Regions from separate parts of the Mus musculus genome. Here region 2 is linked to region 1. The links are chromatin loops, found by intact Hi-C in ENCODE. Cell type or tissue: left cerebral cortex. All regions are shown on one strand. Links, peaks and the distances in the headings refer to the core of each region. The heading gives the core; the rest is flanking DNA.

Region 1 (3,720 bases), core at 553-3,052:
ACTTACTGGAATGGGAGTATCACAAGCCAAAGGACCGGAGTTCCTGGTGCTATCTATGCAGAGACTCCAGGCTTTCCTCTAAGGCAATGTTACAAACCACTATCAGGAGGAAATAGGGAGGATTGTTCTCAAGGTTGACAAATGTTAATGGGAAGACCACCAGCTCCCTATGGGTGAGTTGTGAATGAGATTCATTGCAATCAGCTTCAGATACTTGGGCAAAACCTTAGCCAGACAGGTGAGAAAAGAGAATGTCATGGTGCGGGGGGGGGGGGCAGGTAACACACACAGAAACATTCATACTGATTAACGCCTCGGAGCAGGGTAATAGTGCATCTTTAAACTGACCCACAAGAGTACACGATGGGGAAAACAAAGCACTCTTGCAGTCTGTAATAAGGTTACGTGCACACAGGAACATCGAGATCTTTGAGGAGGGGGGCACAGGATAGCGAGAGGAGACTAGCTAGCTCTTCTATCTACCTGGAAGCGGCCCGCCTTGAGTGAGGGACCTGCACAGGGCAACCGGATTGCAGTCCCTGGAGGGAAAAGAGGGTGGTGAGTCGAGTTAATTTTAGCTCAGAAGCGGTCCCTTCCTGGGCAGATTTCCTCGCTGAGGCTGAGGCTGAGGCTGAGACTTCAACTCCTAATAGTAACAAGGGCTGTTCCTGAGGTGCAGAATTACCAAATAACGCTGCAACCCACACTTTGTCTTGACAACCCAAGTTTAAAGCAAAGCTGCTGCTAGTAGTCTCATGTCCCACCCCTAGGCTTCCTCTTCATTCAAGGGGTAGATATGCCAGTTCCCTTTCCCAAGCCTCGCCCCTCTCAGCCCCACAAGTTGTGGTGTTTACAAATTCTGCCTCATTTGCAAAGGAAATTGCCAGGAGAGGAAGGGGGCAATAAGGCACCTGCAACACGTGGAGCCGTGGCAGTGGGGTTTCCGAGAGTCATAAAGTGGGGGGGGGGGCACTCCGTGTCCTTATGTCCCTCCAGCCCTCTGCCCTTGCGGTTTTCACTGCCTGGCACAATGCACAAGTTTACCCCCCCCCCCCCAACTGGATCCTATTAAATAATTCAATGGTAGCGGTGCAATTTTGGTTGGAACCAGCACGGATTCCCAAGTCGTGACTGCAAAAAGTGAGTAATGCGCGCTGGCTGCGTCATGGCTCTAGTCACACTTCATTCCGAACTGAGAAGGAATCGTGACTTCGCCTGGAGACGTCCCCTACATGGAGTTGGGGGGGTGCAAACCAGGGGTGAACGGGGGTGGGGGGAAGACCTATCCAATGAAAACCTCTGCCAGGGGGTGTTGCATTTGAACTCCACTGCGCGCAGTGCTGCTGTCCCCTCTCTGCCCGTTGCACACCCGCCCCTCTCCGGGCCAGCGCTCTCTGCCGCGCTGGCTTGCCTCTCCGGCTCCCCAACGAGTCCTCAACAAGTTGGAGGGAGGCAGGAGCGCACGGGTTAAACTCGGGAAGCTGCAATTATCAAGATCGTGACCCTCCCACACAGTACAGTAACTTATATACTTACCTGGAAGAGCCCGCTTTGCCGCTGGGCAAACACCCATGGGGGTTGGGGAGGGGCAGGAGGGGAGCGGGCTGGCCAGAGAGGGCTGCTTCCAGACCGCTGCAGAGCACACCGAACCAATGCACTCCCAAGACCCCCGGACTCAGGTAAGGAGAAAGAATTTGCAGCGCTGGCCGCCTGGTGGTCGGTAGGCTCAACGGTCGGCCGAGCAGAACTTTTTTCCCCAATTGCCCTGCGCTAGAGGCAAGCGCAGACTGTGTAGCCCCCTCTGGCGCGGCGTTGAGACGCGGGGAGGGTGTGTGCTTGCGTCTTTCCGTAACCGAGCCAAGCGGAGGGGATGCAGTAGGAGGGTGGGTGGGTCACAGAGCTGTAGGAGGGTGATGAATGGGCGGAGTGGGTGGGCCGACAGGAACTTGGGAGACTAAGGCTCCAGGTCCAGAAATGCATTCTGTGGGTATGATAAGCCAAGGGTGTGTGTGTGTGTGTGTGTGTGTGTGTGTGTACGCGCGCGCGCGTACCTGCCTGCAGGTCCATTCTGGGATGGCAAAAAAAAAAAAAAAAAAAAAAAAAAAAAGTGAAAAAGCCAAAACAAAACCCAACTTTTGCCCCCAAGTTCTTGTGATGCTTGTAGTAACCACCCTGACTTAAGTTTTTTTTTTTTTTCACCCCCTACTGGAAGGGAGATAGGCGTTTGTTTAATCACACCCTTTGGCATCCCTGGGGCTAGGCAAGAGGGCACTGGGACTTGGGTGGGCCTGCACATAAAGAAGAGGGCATCCCCCTTAAGTTAGGCTAGATGGAATGGGGGAGGGACTTAAAGGGCAGGGAGGAGGGGGGAGAGGAGAGACTTTGCCCCCTCCTTCCTCTCTAGCTCTCTATTCCCCTCCCTCCTGCAGATGCTGGAATCTCCTGTCACTGTGACAGTCAATGCCCAGCTCACCCTTTCTTGTTCCCTCAATATTTTGCAGAAGGGGGGGGCAACAAGGAAGGGCACCTGAGGCAAATGGGCCATTAGACACCATGATCTGGACAGGTTGGGGGCTCTGGGGGAGGGAGAAACTTCACCCTTCTTAGTGAACATTCAGAACTTTGGGGGGGCAGAGTGGGGTAGGGGGACTCGAAAAGGTCTAATTTTCTAGAAATAGGCCAACTAGAGTGGGATTTGAGCTTGTTTTATGTTCATCTTTGCCAGTCATTTTCCGTCTGGTTCTTCTGGCTTAGGTCCCGATGGAAGAGGTCGCTCTCTTGAATCCCTCTTTCCCAATATACACTGCCACCCCCTCACCTGGGCTAGAATGGGAGGGAGTCATGGACAGCTTTTGGAACAACAATATTTTAATGTGTTCTAGTCTAGGTTTTGTTGAATAATTAGAAATGGAAATATTTTTCTCCCTCCCCCTTCTGGAAAAAAAAAAAAAAAAGAAATGTGAGCTCTCTTCTGATTGGTGGGTGACGATTTTAGTCCACACCAATGAGCTGGCGGCCTTGTCTGTATTTATTTAGTGCTCTGGGGGAGTTTTTCTCTTTACGCAGCGCCTGTAGTCACGGCTGGAACCTCTGCTGGGGGACTAGGGAGGATAGGAGGGGATTCGGGGGAAATCTGGATCGTACCTGCTCAGAGATCCACGACCTTGCAGTCAGGGCTGTCAGAACCCTGATGGGGGAATTGGGTGATAGACTAGATAGGATCGGAGGCTTGGAGTGCTAGGGCGAGAGGGGTGGAGGCAGGGCTCTGGGATCCGGGGTCCCCCTTCGAGCTACCCTTATCGCTCTCCACTACCTCTTCGAGGTTGTGCAAGGCTGAGTCGGGGGATCTGGAGATAGAGAGAGGGATGGGTTTGGGGACGCGAGGAGGGGAGAGCGGCGCGCAGGGTGGGGAGGATGAGCCGCGGTGGAGCGCGCCGGGGAGATCCAGTCTCCTCGGCTTCGGGGTTCGGAGACATGCTGGGCTAAAGGCGGCGGCGACGGCGGCGGCGGTGGCGGCGGACCGAAGAAGCGGGTAGACTGCCTTTCGCGAATCTTTTTGCGGTCTGGGCTTGCTGTACATAACTCAATAGCCGGAAGCCCTTACCCCAAAAAGCATTCGCGGAGGGCGCGCTCGGCGACGTGACTGCAGCTACCAGCGACCGCCGAAGCCAGCACCTTCCCGAAGCGGCTCCATCCGAGACTTCCCCAGTTTTTCTCCCC
Region 2 (3,720 bases), core at 416-2,915, 120 kb after region 1:
GAACAATTTGGCTTTATGAAATCACATGGCTCCATGAGGATTGATAGCCTTTTAATTCTTACATAGTGTTTGCATTTTTAAAGAAGACATGCCATTAACTGGAATGAATCATTGCTTGGAAAGGACTTCAGTTAACCACGCAAAGTGACAATCAGGCAGCAATCTTGAAGCTGGCCGGCGATTCACCTCTGTTAGAGGATTCCACTTTTCAGTTCTTGTCTCTGTTCTGAACCGATGGGTGCAGTAGTGCGAGGTGCTTGGGTATTTTCTGTTTGCTTGTTTGAGTTTGGTCTGTGTTTTAAAATGGCACACTATAAATGGCTCAGTATCTTGTTGGCTCAGACAGAGGTAGTGAAAACTAGAGTGGGAGACGGATGCTTGGGGGAACTGTAAGAACTGCTTGAGAGACAAGGAAGAATATATTGCTTTAGGACTGTAGTAAAGTGGATATCTATATTCTATAGTTAGGAAAGAAATGGATATGACCCCAAACTGGAGTTATGGAAAATGTCCATGTGTCTTGGTTTAGTCCTAAATTTACTTTTTCCTAAAAATAATAATTTTTAACTAAATTATGACTAGGGATAAAAAGTTCCTACTGCCTGTTCTTATTTTATATCACTTTCACTATTCTCTTTTTAATAAAAATGCAGGAAGTTACTGGTGTTTTATGAACTTGCACCCTGCATGCTTCTCTTCTTTGTTCTTTGTTAAATACGAGCTGGCATATGTTAGACTACGTTAGCATTTGCTCTGAGGGACTTCAGTGCTTTCTAAATTCAGCTCTGCTCAGCCTGTAGACTGTTTGCCTGAATCAATGGAGACTGCTATTTTTAGCAACAAAAGGGAATTGAAATAGCAATTTTCTTCCCATGCAATAGATCCCCAGGAGGAATACTGATGCAAGCAAGCCTTCTGTCATTTTCTATCCCTCCCACCACCCCAAGCACTTGGGAAAGGCAGCTGTCATGGTTTGTGGCAGTATTAATCTTTAATCAGTCGAGTGTTTTCTTCATTTAGGTGTTGCAGGGGAGTGGGGAGTCACAAAAGGAAGCTGCTTGGAAATAAGTAAGCTCTTAGGCATGGGCTCTGCAGTCAGAGTTTAGTGGGCAGAGACAGGGAAAAGATGGAGAGCTAAAAATAGCACGCTTGCTTCCAGTGTTTCTCTAGTCTATTTTTGATGTTTGATTTTGATAAGGTTGATTGGGCTCTTACTAAAAATATCTGTTCCTAGCAAGTTGAGGACAAAAAGAGTAGAATATTTTTAACCTATACAAGCTAAAGTACTTTTTGTTGACTGTATAAAATCTGGAAGAAGAACTGGTCAGTTGCCAGTATTTTATGTAATCTGTAACAAGCGAAACACTTCTGGATGCCAAGTTGGGATATTCTCTATAGTTGTCAGTTCTCATCTTCTCAGACGCTTGCAAATGTGGGTCTTGCTGTTATATTTATCTGTGCAGACATGAGCCTTTTAAAAGTCCCCTTTCCCCATCTCCTCTTCTTTCTCACCTCGGTCTACTCATGGCCATCCTTTGTATTTCCCCAACACACAAGGGAGCTTTTTTGTGTATCACGTGGAAAGTTGTCTAAATGTATCCCCTTATTCCATAGCAAAATGGGATCCGAGGATACCCACTGTTAACCCAAGAAGCAAATCTTAGGGATGAGAATAGTGAACTTGGAATCCTTTACTAATCTAAAATGGGTACTTTTCCTTTCTAATTCTGTTTGGGATGGGTCACTGCAGACCAGCTCCTTTCAAGGAAATCCATAGACTCCTTTGAAAGTATATATCTAACAAGTTCATTATAAACAAGTTAAGCGTCTTGAAATTACATTTTTTAAAAAAATCTCATTTTAGATGGTAGATTCTTGTGTGATGTTGAGAGGAGGTGCAGTGTGTTATTTCCAAATAAGGAGTGAATGAAACAGTGAGTCTTGTTGCAAGAAGCCAGCTTTCCATTCAGAATCTTTTTCATTCATTCATTCATGTATCCTTCTATTCTTCAGCAAAGCCTCAAGAATCATCTTGTTAAGATAATTTTATGTCTGTGTTTTGCTTGCATGTATGTGTGTATTATATACATATATATATATACACACACATATATATACATACACATGTATGTGTATATGTGTGTGTATATATATGTATATATGTGTATGCCTGTCCATTGAGGTCAGAAAAGGGAATTGGGTTCCCTGGAACTGGAATTGTACATGGTTTATAAATCATCATGTTGGTTCTGGGACCAAACTCAGATTGTCTGTAAGAGTCACAAGTGCTCTTAACCATTGAGCTGTCTTTCCAGCCTAAATTATCTTTTGCTTTTCTTTTTTAAACCAGTGACTGTCCTATCAGTTAAATTCTGGAGACCCAGACAGACCCAGTCCTGTGGAACCCTAAGTTACTAATGTCATAAGGAGAATTATAGAGAATTGTGAGATCTTGATAGTCTGGTTGTTAAGGAAGGGGCAAGGATGTTCAAGTGAAAACCTCCAAGATGGAAGCAGAACTCTTGCTGTGAATGGCTCAGTCCATTTGATCTGCCAGAGTAGCTGCAGAAATTTAGAAAGCCAGAAACCTAAGTCCTCATGGTGCTTCATGCTGGAAAGTCCAAGATCAAGGTGCCAACAAGCTTGCTTGTACTATGAAAGTGTTCTCCAGTCCAATGACTTGCTGTACCTCAGGAATACAGTTCTTTGCATGGCAAGGGCACAGGGCAGAGAGGCTTAATTATGGCTGCAGGCTTCTGTGAAGCCCTGATGAATTCCATGCAAAAAGGTATTGTCCTCATGACATAAACACTTCTTAAAGGCCCCATGTTGGCCTACTATCATATTGGACATTCAATTTCAACACCTCAATTTTACAAAGATCAAATTTAAACCATAGCATAATATAGATTGAGAATAAAGAGGATCGTGTTTGTGAAGAGAGTGTTACCTTGCAGGAAGTGGACACATTCCAGCATGATTGGTGTGAGGTTAAGGGAAACATGTCAAGGACTTTGTAAAGGATAAGGGTAAGGGGAGTTCACTCATTCATTCATTCATTCATTCATTCACTCATTCATCCTTAAAACGTTACTAATCATCTCCTTTTGAAGTCGCTGGCTTGCCAGTTTGACTGTGGGGACAGACAGACATGACTGACAGGTTTTAGGCAGGAAAGTGACATTTGGATTTGTACTGTGGAATGATCACTTGAGCCCAGGAGAGTGACTAAGGGAGGAATAAGAAAAAAACGAGATGCAGATGCACTAGAAGTTGTTTTAGGAGATCCTGGGAGAGATGAATGGTAGCTTTGCTAACTTTATATGCGTATTAGTAAAGAGCCTTGCTTTTTGGAAAGGCAATGCCTGCACATGACTGAAAAATTTAACAGTAAAAAGAATTAAAAAGAAAAACCTTTCTCTAATTCTGTAGAAGCTGCTGCCAGCCGACTCTTGATTTAAAGTGATGATTTGGTTAGCTTCCTAAATTTCACAGTGGAGTTTAACTGTCCTGACAGTGAGTATATCAAATCTTCTTAGTAAGAACCACAGTGTTATTTATATAAAAATACAACTTAAAACTCACTCATTATGAGGTTGTAGCTTTAAAGCGAAACAGGACATTGTCACCCTTCTTCAAATCATGTATTCATTTTCCCCTACATTCATCAGATGATTTTTTTCTTTGATTGACTAAGAATTACTTGTTTGTGTTGTATAT

The links. A loop is a pair of places that touch in the nucleus more often than their neighbours do. Peaks named below come from ENCODE experiments on the same cell type or tissue, not always from the same donor. Only the 100,000 strongest peaks of a DNase experiment are listed, where the experiment ranks them.
Region 2: it touches region 1 in a loop (5-fold over the local background); 5 of 42 quality-filtered maps call a loop at or near these places.

The regions. Positions count from the first base shown.
Region 1 is chr2:94,241,272-94,244,991 of GRCm38, reverse strand. It overlaps Mir670hg (a long non-coding RNA gene), which reads left to right. Exons shown (of 8, transcript XR_003953878.1): 3 at 1-1,679. Mir129-2 (microRNA 129-2) reads left to right here and starts at 3,539; the gene lies at 3,539-3,628. Mir129b (microRNA 129b) reads right to left here and starts at 3,614; the gene lies at 3,550-3,614. In left cerebral cortex, for the core only: a CTCF peak has its summit at 1,712; DNase peaks (open chromatin) are centred at 1,167, 1,777, 2,459, 2,965 and 1 more place; H3K4me3 peaks cover 2,409 bases; H3K27ac peaks cover 1,852 bases.
Region 2 is chr2:94,120,031-94,123,750 of GRCm38, reverse strand. The region is part of intron 1 of Hsd17b12 (hydroxysteroid (17-beta) dehydrogenase 12); the gene reads left to right. Among named protein-coding and RNA genes, the nearest start is that of Hsd17b12, 36 kb to the left of the region's middle. In left cerebral cortex, for the core only: no CTCF peak of the experiment used is centred there; DNase peaks (open chromatin) are centred at 878, 1,123 and 1,354; H3K27ac peaks cover 1,389 bases.